2 separate regions of the Homo sapiens genome follow, and region 1 is linked to region 2. The links are chromatin contacts, found by Hi-C or POLR2A ChIA-PET in ENCODE. All regions are on one chromosome and are shown on one strand. Each heading gives the region's core, a stretch centred on a gene start or an enhancer-like site at or near the end of the contact. The rest is flanking DNA. Distances are from core to core; before and after follow the strand shown.

Region 1 (5,913 bases), core at 2,428-4,927, 160 kb after region 2:
AATGCCCATAGGTGATAAAAGAATAGTGAGGGGTGATGGTTTCTTCTGTTTCAAATTGCATTTTATGAGAACATACTAATTTTATAATAAAAAAACTTCAAACCTTGCATTTTTAAAAAGTCAATATGTTTTTTTTTTAAATTGTGGTAAAACATAAAATTTACCATGTTAACCTCTTTTTTTTTTTTTTTTTTTTTTTTTTTTGAGATGGAGTCTCACTCTGTTGCCTAGGCTGGAGTGAAGTGGTGCAATCTCAGCTCACTGCAACCTCCACCTCCCAGGTTCAAGTGATTCTCGTGCCTCAGCCTCCTGAGTCGTTGGGACTACAGGCGCATGCCACCACGCCCAGCTAATTTTTGTATCTTTAGTAGAGAGAGGGTTTCACCATGTAAGCCAGGCTGGGTTAACCATTTTTAAACATATAGTTCAGTAGTGTTAAGTATATTCACATTTGATGTGTAACAATCTCCATTATTTTTTCATCTTACAAATTTGAAACTCTTTACCTATTAAACAACCCATTTTGGCCAGGCATGGTGGCTCACACCTATAATCCCAGAACTTTGGGAGGCCGAGGCGGAAAGATCACTTGAGCTCAGGAGTTTAAGACCAGCCTGGGCAATATGGCAAAACCTCGTCTCTACAAAAAATACAAAAACTAGCTGGGCGTGGTGGTGTGTACCTGTAGTCCCAGCTACTTGGGAAGCTGAGGTGGAAGGATGACCTGAGCCCAGGAGTTAGAGGCTGCAGTGAGCTATGATAGTGCCACTGCACTCCAGCCTAGGCGACAGAGCAAGAGCCTATCTCAAAACAAAAACAAAAACAAAAAACTCATTTCCTCCTCACCCCAGCCCCTGGCAGCCACCATTTTACTTTCTGTTTCTGAGTTTATATACAACTCATACCCAAGTTTAGATGCCTCATATACAGCATGTCTTTTTGTGACTGGCTTATACAGCATGTCTTTTTGTGACTCTCTTAGCACGATGTCCTCAAGATTCAGCCATGTTTTGTGGCATGTGTCAGAATTTCCTTCCTTTTCAAGGCTGAATAATATTCCATTGCATGTACATCTCGCCTTTTGTGTATTCATTCATCTGCTGATGGGCATTTGGGTTCCTTCTACCCTTTGGTTACTATGAATAGTGCTGCTAAGAATATGGGTATAGATACCTCTTGGAGACCCTGCTTTCAATTCTTTTGGATATTAATAGTTTGGATACTTGTCCCCCAAATCTCACGTTGAAATTTAATCCCCAATGTTGGAGGTGGAGCTTGGTGGGAGGTGATTGGATCATGGGGAGGATTTCTCATGAATGGTTTAGGACCCTCCCCTTGGTGCTGTCCTCAGGAGATTTGTGTGTGGTATCTCCCCTTGCTCACTCTCTTGCTCCTGCTCTTGCCTTCTCACCATGTGATACACTGACTCCCCCTGTGCCTTCCACCATGACTGTAAGCTTCTGAGGCCTCACCAGAAGCCAATAGGATGCACAGCACCATGCTTCCTGAGCCAATTAAACTTTTCTTTATAAATTACCCAGTCTCAGGTATTTCTTTATAGCAATGCAAGAATGGCCTAACACAGATATGTACCCAGAAGTGGAATGGCTGGATCAAACGGCAATTCTGTTTTTCATTTTGGGGGAGCTGCACCAGTTCACAGGGTTCTAATTTCTCTGTATCCTTGACAACACTTACTTTGTTTTGGTGTTTAATAGTAGCCATCCTAATGGGATATGAGGCAATATCATTGTGGTTTTAATAGACTTTATATTTTAGAGCAATTTTAGGTTTACAGCAAAATTGAGAGGGTACAGAGATTTCCCATATAGTTGTTGTCCCCACACATGCATAGTCTCCACCATTTTCAACATCTCCCACCAAAGAGGTACATTTGCAGTAATTGATGAACCTACACTGACACATCATTATCACTCAAAGTCCACAGTTTACATTAGGGTTCACTCTTGGTGTTGTACATTTTAGGGGGTTGGACATATGTACAATGACAGGTATTTATAATTATAGTATCATACAGAGTAGTTTCGCTGCCCTAAAAATCTTCTGTGCTCCAATTATTCCTCCCTCCCCTCCCCCACCCACTGCTTTTTACTGTCTCCATAGTTTTGCCTTTTCCAGAATACATCCCAGTGTCATATAGTTGGCATCATTTAATATGAAGCCTTTTCAGACTGGCTTCATTTAGTAGCATTCATTTAAGTTCCTCTGTGACTTCTTATAGCTTGATAACTCATAATTTGTCATAGCTTGATTTAAGCACTGAATAATGACTACATGCACCACAATTTATTTACCCATTTACCTACTGAAAGACATTTTGGGTTGAGTTTTGGCAATTATAGATAAAGCTGCTATAAACATCCATGTGCTGGTTTTTGTGTGGACATGTTTTCAGTTCCTTCAGGTAAATACTAAAGAGCAAGATTGCTGGATCACATGGTAAGAGCTTACCTAGTTTTTGTAAGAAACTGCTTAACTGTCTTCCAAAGTGGCTGTGCCATCTTGCGTTCCCACCAGCAAGGAATAAGAGTTCTGGTTGCTCCAACTTTCCCAGCATTTCATGCTGTCGGTGCTTTGGATTTTGGCCATTCTAATAGTTGTATAGTGGTCTGTTGTTCTAACTTGCATTTTCCTGATGACATGTTATATGGAACATCTTTTCATATGCTTATTTGCCACCTGTCTATCTTCTTTGCTGAGATATGTTAAGGGTTTTGGCCTGTTTTTAATCAGGTTGTTTTCTTACTGTTGAATTTTAAGAGTTCATTGTGGTTTTTGATTTACATTTCCCTAATTAGTGATGTTGAACATATTTTCATGTTTTTTGACCTACAGTTTTGTGTGTGTGTGTGTGTGTGTTTTTTTGAGACAGAGTCTCACTCTGTTACCTGGCTGGAGTGCAATGGCATGGTCTTGGCTCACTGCAACCTCCACCTCCTGGGTTCAAGCGATTCTCCTGCCTCAGCCTCCTGAATAGCTGGGACAACAGGTGCCCACCACCACACCCAGATAATTTTTGTATTTTTAGTAGATACGAGGTTTCACTATGTTGGCCAGGCTGTTCTCGAAATCCTGACCTCGTGATCCGCCTGCCTCGGCCTCCCAAAGTGCTGGGATTGCAAGCGTGAGCCACTGCACCTGGCCTAGTTTTGTTTTTGTTTTTGAGACAGAGTCTTGCTGTGTTGCCCAGGCTGGAGTGCAGTGGCACAGTCTCAGTTTACTGCAACCTCTGCCTCCCAGGTTCAAGTGATTCTCCTGCCTCAGCCTCCGAAGTAGCTGGGATTACAGGTATGCATCACCACGCCCAGCTAATTTTTATATTTTTAGTAGAGAAAGGGGTTTCGTCATGTTGGCCAGGCTGATCTCGAACTCCTGACCTCAAGTGATCCACCTGCCTTGGCCTCCCAAAATGCTAGGATTACAGGCATGAGCCACCACGCCTGGCCTGACCTAGTTTAAGCACACCAAAAGCTACTTTACATTTTTAAAAAGTGAATTTGATGTCTTTTGAAATCTCCTCTGTGCACTTGGGGAAGTCCCTGTCCTCTATCAACTTGAGAGGCTGGCTGCTGTGCTCACAAGCCTTCATTTACACAGCAAGCCTTCCTTTCAGGACGGCTGCAAAACGGAAGCCTAAAACAGTAGATGGTGACAGAATGGTATTGTTACCAGCAGGGAAATGGCAAGCTCGCCCCCTGGTGACAAGCTGGGGAGACAACAGAAAAAGCAAATTTTTTTTTTTTTTTGAGACGGAGTCTCACTCTATCGCCCAGGCTGGAGGGCAGTGGCGCAATCTCAGCTCACTGCAAGCTCCGCCTCCCGGGTTCAAGCAATTCTCCTGCCTCAGCCTCCCCAGTAGCTGGGACTACAGGCGCCTGCCACCACGCCCGGCTAATTTTTTGTATTTTTTAGTAGAGATGGGGTTTCCCCGTGTTAGCCAGGATGGTCATGATCTCCTGATCTCGTGATCCACCCGCCTTGGCCACCCAAAGTGCTGGGGTTACAGGCGTGAGCCACCGTGCCCGGCCACAAATGTTCTTAAAAGGCACAACCACCACAAAGAACATACTCTCTACGGTACCTGGAATCTGGAAAGAACACTAATTAACACAAACCGTAGGTCACTCAAAATTGTTCATTCACAGGGACAGTTAAAAAGGCTCAGTTCCAGGGGACAAATGTGTCACAAAGTCCTTGCTTACAAACTCCTAGCTGAAGCTGCCTTGGGAAGAATCTGCTCCCTCAGCATGATGGGCAGTGCCAGGCGACTACACTGGAGGTGCTAATTTTTAACTGCCAATGTCTCTTCTAGACGATGGCAGGCTGATGTTTCATCTTCTTCAGCAACCCTGAAGCATAACAGCCTTTAAGCTGTATGTTGCACGTCCCTCTTGATCTCTGTGAATTTACTGAAAGATGTGACTCTAAAGGCAAAACGAAGCCCACACCAATGATTATGTAAGTCAGAGGGTGGTAGTTGTGACTATTTAACTGTTCTTAGTTCTTTAAGACCTCAATTACGTAAACCAAGATACGTTCTGATTTTCAAGCCATCCTAACCAAAATAATAATGATGAAAATGATGACAGCTGATTCCTTTAGGCCCCGGGGCTGCTAATTTTTCAAACTTCCTGCTATCCTCCCTTCCCTACTACCAATCTCCAGGGCTCTCTAGTTTGCTCCTATTTTTCACAGAGTTGCCAGAGTTTGAAAACTAAGACCCCCATAAACATGGCTATCTTCACAGAACATCCAGATGAAGGAATATTGACTGTAATAAACATTGTACAGAACACCCAGATAAAGGAATATTGACTGAAATAAACATTGTAGGCTATACTCCAGTAGCTGGGGCAATGGATCCATGTAAATGGAGCTACAAATTCAAGTCCCAAGTTTTTTTGCTCCAGCAGGTTGACCTTCAAGGGCTGCATCAGTCTTCAGAAACAGGAGCTGCCAGCCTCAAGCAGTTTGTTGCCTGGGAGGGAGGGTGGACCACATTACCCAAATGTTAAGGGTTGGACACCTTTCTGCTGTTCTTTGTGTAGCTGCTGGGCTCGATTTTTTAGCACCTCGGCCTTGGCCTCATCCTTATCAACACCATCCCCCAGCTTGTACATGCGACTGGCATTGGCACAGGCCCAGATATGACCCAGGTCACAGGCTTTCATGGAGTATTTACATGCCAGGTCCATGTCCTTGGGAAAGCCTGGGGCACCCTGCAGGAACATGGCACTGAGGTTGAAGCAACTGGAAGTATAGCCACCATCACAGGCCCTTGTGTAGTAGTCCCTGGCCTTTCCCAAGTCAGGCTGGCCATCCTCATTAACCTGTCCATCATGTGCCAGGAGGCCAACGTTGTGACATGCTGCTATTGACTTCTTTCCAGGCTTCTCACACGCCATCAAAAAGCACCTGGCGGCAGCTTTCAGGTCCTGGGTCAGACCACCTGAGAGGAAGGAAAGTAGGAAAAAATAAACCCAAGCCAGGGCACAACCTAAATGTCTCAGGCCAAAGTCAGTGAATTTTTTTTTTTTTTTTGGAGAAAGGGTCTTGCTTTGTTAACCAGGCTGGAGTGCACTGGCATGATCACGGCTCACTGCAGCCTCAACCTCCGGCTAAAGCAATCTTCCCATCTCAGCCTCCCCAAGTAGCTGGGACTACAGGCACACACCAACCACTATGCCTGGCTAATTTTTAAATTTTTTTGTAGAGAAAGGATCTCACTATGTTGCCAAGGCTAGTCTTAAACTCTGGGACTCAAGCGATCCTCCCACCTTGGCCTCCCAAAGTGCTGGAATTACAGGCGTGAGCCACCACACCTGGCCAACAACAATTCCTGAATAAAGTTTAAGGCTGAGCACAGTGGCTCACACCTGTAATCCTAGCACT
Region 2 (5,554 bases), core at 542-3,041:
CACAAGGTCAGGAGTTCAAGACCAGCCTGATCAACATGGTGTAACCCCATTTCTACTAAAAATACAAAAATTAGCCAGGTGTGGTGGCATGCACCTGTAAATCCCAGCTACTCAGGAGGCTGAGGCAGGAGAATCACTTGAACCCGGGAGGTGGAGGTTGCAGTGAGCCAAGATCATACCACTGCACTCCAGCCAGGGCAAAAGAGCAAGACTCTGTCTCCAAAAAAAAAGATAATGATCTAGATATAAAGGTTTTACTGTATTTATTTCACTGAGAATCAATCTAATAAGAAATCATTAATTCAAACATTATTAATTTGGATGTTTTCATATGGGAAAAAAAGAAGTGCTAAACAATTACGTATAAACATGACTTCAAGGCTAATACTATACATATCATATTATACATGAATTTAAAGAGAATTCTTTAAAACATGAGAAGCACTTACTTATGAAAAATGACTGTATACTACAAATCATTTTTATTAATTTGTTATACCAAGTTTCCCAAAAGAACCTCTACTTGGTCTACTAGCTTCCTTAAGCTAGCTTCCTGAAACTAGTTCAACTCATTCTCCATGTTAACAAGTAAAAACTGCATTTAATTGGAGTAATATAATAAGTGATAGTCATTGCCATTGCATGCCCACGTGTCCGGTACTACATGAAACCCTCTACTGGATTATTTCACTTAATCTTCATAACATAGGCAGCAGCATCTCCACTTTTTTAAAAATGAGAAAACATATTTTTCAGTGATAAGCAGTTTATTGAAGGTTACAAAGTAAGTAAAGAAGCTGGAATTCAAAACCCATGCAATTTCACTCCAGAGCCCATATTCTTAACTATCTCTCTATGTCATCTCAATTATTTTGTTGACTTTAAAAGAAAATAATCTTTGGCCAGGGCAGTGGCTCATGCCTGTAATCCCAGCACTTTGGGAGGCTGAGGCAGGCGGATCACCTGAGGTCAGGAGTCTGAGATCAGCCTGGCCAACATGGCGAAACCCCATCTCCAGTAAAAATACAAAAATTAGCTGGGCGTGGTGGCAGGCGCCTACAGTCCCAGCTACTTGGGAGGCTGAGGTAGGAGAATCGCTTGAACTCAGAGGCAGAGGTTGCAGTGAGCCTAGATCACACCACTGCACTCCACCCTGGACAACAGAGTGAAGCTCTGTCTCAAAAAATAAATAATCTTTAAATCATGTTTTTCACCAATTCAAATAACAAGACCCTTAACTATCTTTTTTTTTTTTTTTTTTTTTTTGAGACAGACTCTCGCTCTGTCATCCAGGCTGGAGTGCAGTGGCGCGATCCTGGCTCACTGCAACCTCCATCTCCTTGGTTCAGGCAATTCTCCTGCCTCAGCCTCCCGAGTAGCTTAGATTACAGGCATGTGCCACCACACCCGGCTGATTTTTCTATTTTTAGTAGAGATGGGATTTCACCATGTTGGCCAGGCTGGTCTCGACCTCCTGACCTCAGGTGATCCATGCACCTCGGCGTCCCAAAGTGCTGGGATTACAGGCATGAGCCACCGCGCCTGGCCAATTAAGTGACCTTAAACACCACTATTTACTGGCCCGGTGTAGTGGCTCATGCCTGTAATCCCAGCACTTTGGGAGGTCAAGGTGGGGGTATCACTTGAGGCCAAGAGTTCAAGACCAGCTTAGCCAACACAGTGAAACCCAGTCTCTACTAAAAATATAGAATTAGCCAGGCATGGTGGCGCACACCTGTAGTCCCAGCTGATGCAGGAGAATTGCTTGAACGTGGGAGGCAGAAGTTGCAGTGGAGCCAAGTTCACACCACTGCACTCCAGCCGGGGTGACAGAGCAAAACCCTGTCTCAAAAACAAAACCAAACCAAAACAAAAAAAAAAACCACCACTATTTCCTGAATCATTCAAGTACCATGATGTTTACATTTTTCCCATATCTAAACATTACCAGTATTATCACTTATTTGATTCTGTCTCTAAACTGACTTAGTTTTTAAATTTGGCCTTGCCCTCAGCCTTAATATACAATTGAGACTGAGACACATAAAGTCAACTCTATTAAAATTCTTTTAAGTCTGTCGATATACCATCATCTGTGTACCACAAGAAATAAAAACAAGCTATTTCAGAATTCTTTACCAGTGTTTCTCAAAGTGTGGCAAATAATGATTCAGAAATAGGTTCTTTTTATTTCTACATCAAGATAACGCTGTATTTTTCCAGCCATGAAAACACTAGGAAAAAAAGATTATAAAAGAAATTATTTAATTTAAACAAAATCAGGATTAAAGTTACTCAAAAGACATAGACAATATTTCTAAACAATTAAAACTAAAATCAGGATCCCACAACAAAATGAATTTTACAACAGTTCTCAAAGTAAACTCTAAGTGTCCTAACCAATCCCTGCTTCCAGTCCTGTTCCTATCAAAGAATTTCCTGCATTATACTCAAAAGGATTTTTTTAAAAATCTGATCACAGCATTACTTTACTTAAAACTCTTCCAAAGGCCGGGCACAGTGGCTCACGCTTGCAATCCCAGCACTTTGGGAGGCCGAGGCAGGCGGATCACGAGGTCAGGAGATTGAGACCACGGTGAAACCCCGTCTCTACTAAAAATACAGAAAATTAGCCAGGCTTGGTGGCAGGCGCCTGTACTCCCAGCTACTCGGAGAGGCTGAGGCAGGAGAATGGCGTGAACCCGGGAGGGGGAGCTCGCAGTGAGCCAAGATTGCGCCACTGCACTCCAGCGTGGGTGACAGAGCGAGACTCCATCTCAAAAAAAAAAAAACTCTTCCATGCCTGTAATCCCAGCATTTTGGGAGGCCAAGGCAGGCAGATCAAAAGGTCAGGAGTTCAAGAACAGCCTGGCCAATATGGTGAAATCCCGTCTCTACTAAAAATAAAAAAGTTAGCCAGGTATGGTGGCACGTGCCTATAGTCCCAGCTACTCAGGAGGCTGAGACAGAATTGCTTGAACCTGGGAGGCGGAGGTTGCAGTGAGTGGAGATCGCACCACTGCACTCCAGCCTGGGCAACACAGTAAGACTCTGTCTCAGAAAACAAAAAACAAAAAAAAATTCTTCAATGGCTTCTGAAAATACTCAGGATAAAGTCCAAACTTTCTGGCATGGCTTAGAAGGCCCTGATATTCCTGTGTTCCCTTTCAGCTGCATCTTTTGCCGTTCTCAACCTCAACTTTCTGCTCCAGCCGTACTAAGTCTCAGTAATACTCAGTCTCACAATTTATATCACCTATTTTGTCTGCCCAAAGTCTAAATCTCACTATTTAATCATGTGCTCTCTCAACTTCAATTAAGTTTTTGGCACTGAAAATCATTGTTTATCTGTACCACCCTCCTATCAGACTGGAAGCTTCCTTGAAGTTTAGGGCTATGGGTTTTTTTGTTTGTTTGTTTTGGTTTTCCATTGTAAACAAATGCTTGATATATATATAAGAAGAACTCAATACATACATATTTGGTGAATGAATGAGCAATACCTTATCAAGACCATTTAAACAAGAGTGTGTATGTGTACGAGCATGTGTGTACCAACTAAAGAAGATACTAAATTTTTATTTGCACAGTCTTTGTACCTACCATAATAAATGAAAAGGCTTTTTTTTTTTAGCTTCACCAAGGATCAATCTAGTAAGAAACCATTAATGCAAGTATTATTAATGTGGATGTTTTCATACGGGAACAAAAGTGCTAAACAATTATGTATAAACATGACTTTTTGTAATTAAAATGGTTAAACCGGGGATAATCTAAAGAACATTAATATACAAAAATCCCTCCAAAAAATGACTTACTTAAATCGTCCGATACGTCTTCAATTCCTGAAGCACTATCATCAGAATCACCAGTATTATCTGTACATGTCTGTTGCTTCTGAGATCGTGGTGAGTTTTGCAGAGCACATTTTTCTCCCCCTACAGCTTCAATATTCACTTTGTCCACAGAAGTAAAGGAGCTTGGAATTTTTTTTCCAATCTGTTGTAATTCTGTCTTCTGTCTCATGTCTTTCAACAGTAAACTGGGTCCCTTTTCTGCTTCTGCTGGTGAACTTGGTACTTTTTCTGACTTCATCTGATAACTGGATGCTTTTTCTGCTTTCACTGAATTAGGTGACTTTGGTGATTTTTCTGCTTTTGCCTGTAAACTGGTTGCCTTTTCTGATTTTGCCTGTGAAATGGTTGCCTTTTCGGCTTTCACCGGTGAATTAGGAAATTTTTTTGCTTTGCAATGACTTTGATCTCGAAGGACTAACCCCAAATCTTTAGGACCTGGAAGGTTGGCAGCATTTACTTTACATGATTTAACTTCTGTTTTTTCTATACAAATATCATTTTGCTTATTTTTTTTACTACTATTCCTATTTGGAGAGCTGTTCTCAATTTCTTTTACGGATTTATCATTTCTAGCTTTCAATGTTTGATTACCTATAACTTGAACTGCTTTGCTTTCTTCACAAATAACATTCTTCTTTGGTTCATGATTTTCACTTTTTAAGGTTTTAGACTCTTCCATTATTTGAAAATCTGTTTCTTTCCAATTGTGATATTATAAAATGGCAGATCTCCAGTAGTTTAAATTGCTTCAAGTCCAGTTTAGGCAAGCAAACTATTGGGTTAAAAAAAAGAGAAAAATCTGTTATTTAAAATGCAAAAACAATTTTTTATGGTTAGACATTAAAAAACAATTTTTTAAACTTGTTCTAAAAACTGAAGAAATTGTTAAAAAAAAAAAAAAAGACAAAACTCAGAAAACTATATGAGAAGGAGTTACAGTGCACTAGGTAAATAGCCAAATGCTCATCAAGGGAATTCTAATGTAATTGTGGTAAAACAGCACCAAAATAAAGAATTTTAGAAGTAAAGGTTGTCTCATATTTCTTTAAGAATTTCAATAGAAAACTAAAACTTGCAATTGAATGTATCACAATTAACATGAAAGGAAACAGAATAAAGAAAACACAAGAATTCCAATCTTGGCTGGGTGTGGTGGCTCATGCCTGTAATCCCAGCACTTTGGGAGGTCAAGGTGGGTGGATCACCTGAGGTCAGGAGTTCGAGACCAGCCTGACCAATATGATAAAATCCCACCTCTACTAAAAATACAAAAATTAGCCAGGCATGGTGGCGTGCGCCTGTAATCCCAGTTACTCAGGGGCTGAGACAGGAAAATCACTTGAACCCGGGAGGCAGAGGTTGCAGTGAGCCAAGATCATGCCATTGTACTCCAGCCTGGGCAACAAGAAGGAACGAAACTCCATCTCAAAGATGGAGAATCCCAATCTTTATGTGCTATAAATGAATCCGTTTATGGAATCCTAAATGGTAAAATCTTGCCCACAAGACTTTACCACCAACTAGCATCTATTTGTACCTCTAGCCTACCTCGAACTTACCTCAAACTTGACTCTCTAAATATGGGAAAACAATAGACTTTCTCCACCTTGAAGTAAAAACGGGTTCAAATGAATTCGCTGAAGTATACTTTAAAAACCAACAGGGGCCGGGTGCAATGGCTCATGCCTGTAATCCCA

The links. A loop is a pair of places that touch in the nucleus more often than their neighbours do. ChIA-PET counts read pairs that join two places held with the same protein, here RNA polymerase II (POLR2A). Pooled maps may share reads with other maps.
Region 1: a loop to region 2 is called in a pooled map, with 3 times the contacts of the local background. The contact joins two enhancer-like sites. A Hi-C loop is called at or near these places in 1 of 168 maps with a recorded cell type or tissue (mammary epithelial cell), 1 of 37 single-sample maps with no recorded cell type and 5 of 50 pooled maps. POLR2A ChIA-PET finds 5 or more read pairs at or near these places in 3 of 52 experiments (MCF 10A, T-cell and activated CD8-positive, alpha-beta memory T cell).

Annotation. Positions count from the first base shown.
Region 1 is chr1:52,682,699-52,688,611 of GRCh38, forward strand. COA7 (cytochrome c oxidase assembly factor 7) reads right to left here. Exons shown (of 3, transcript NM_023077.3): 3 at 1,751-5,470. The coding sequence ends at 5,022. Among named protein-coding and RNA genes, the nearest start is that of COA7, 13 kb to the right of the region's middle. RefSeq lists a silencer at 5,265-5,465. Within about 2 kb of position 3,678, at least 2 of the 41 ENCODE cell types and tissues checked have a DNase peak (open chromatin) inside an H3K27ac peak, as active enhancers do.
Region 2 is chr1:52,521,745-52,527,298 of GRCh38, forward strand. TUT4 (terminal uridylyl transferase 4) reads right to left here. Exons shown (of 30, transcript NM_001009881.3): 2 at 3,819-4,629. The coding sequence starts at 4,536. Among named protein-coding and RNA genes, the nearest start is that of TUT4, 29 kb to the right of the region's middle. Within about 2 kb of position 1,792, at least 2 of the 41 ENCODE cell types and tissues checked have a DNase peak (open chromatin) inside an H3K27ac peak, as active enhancers do.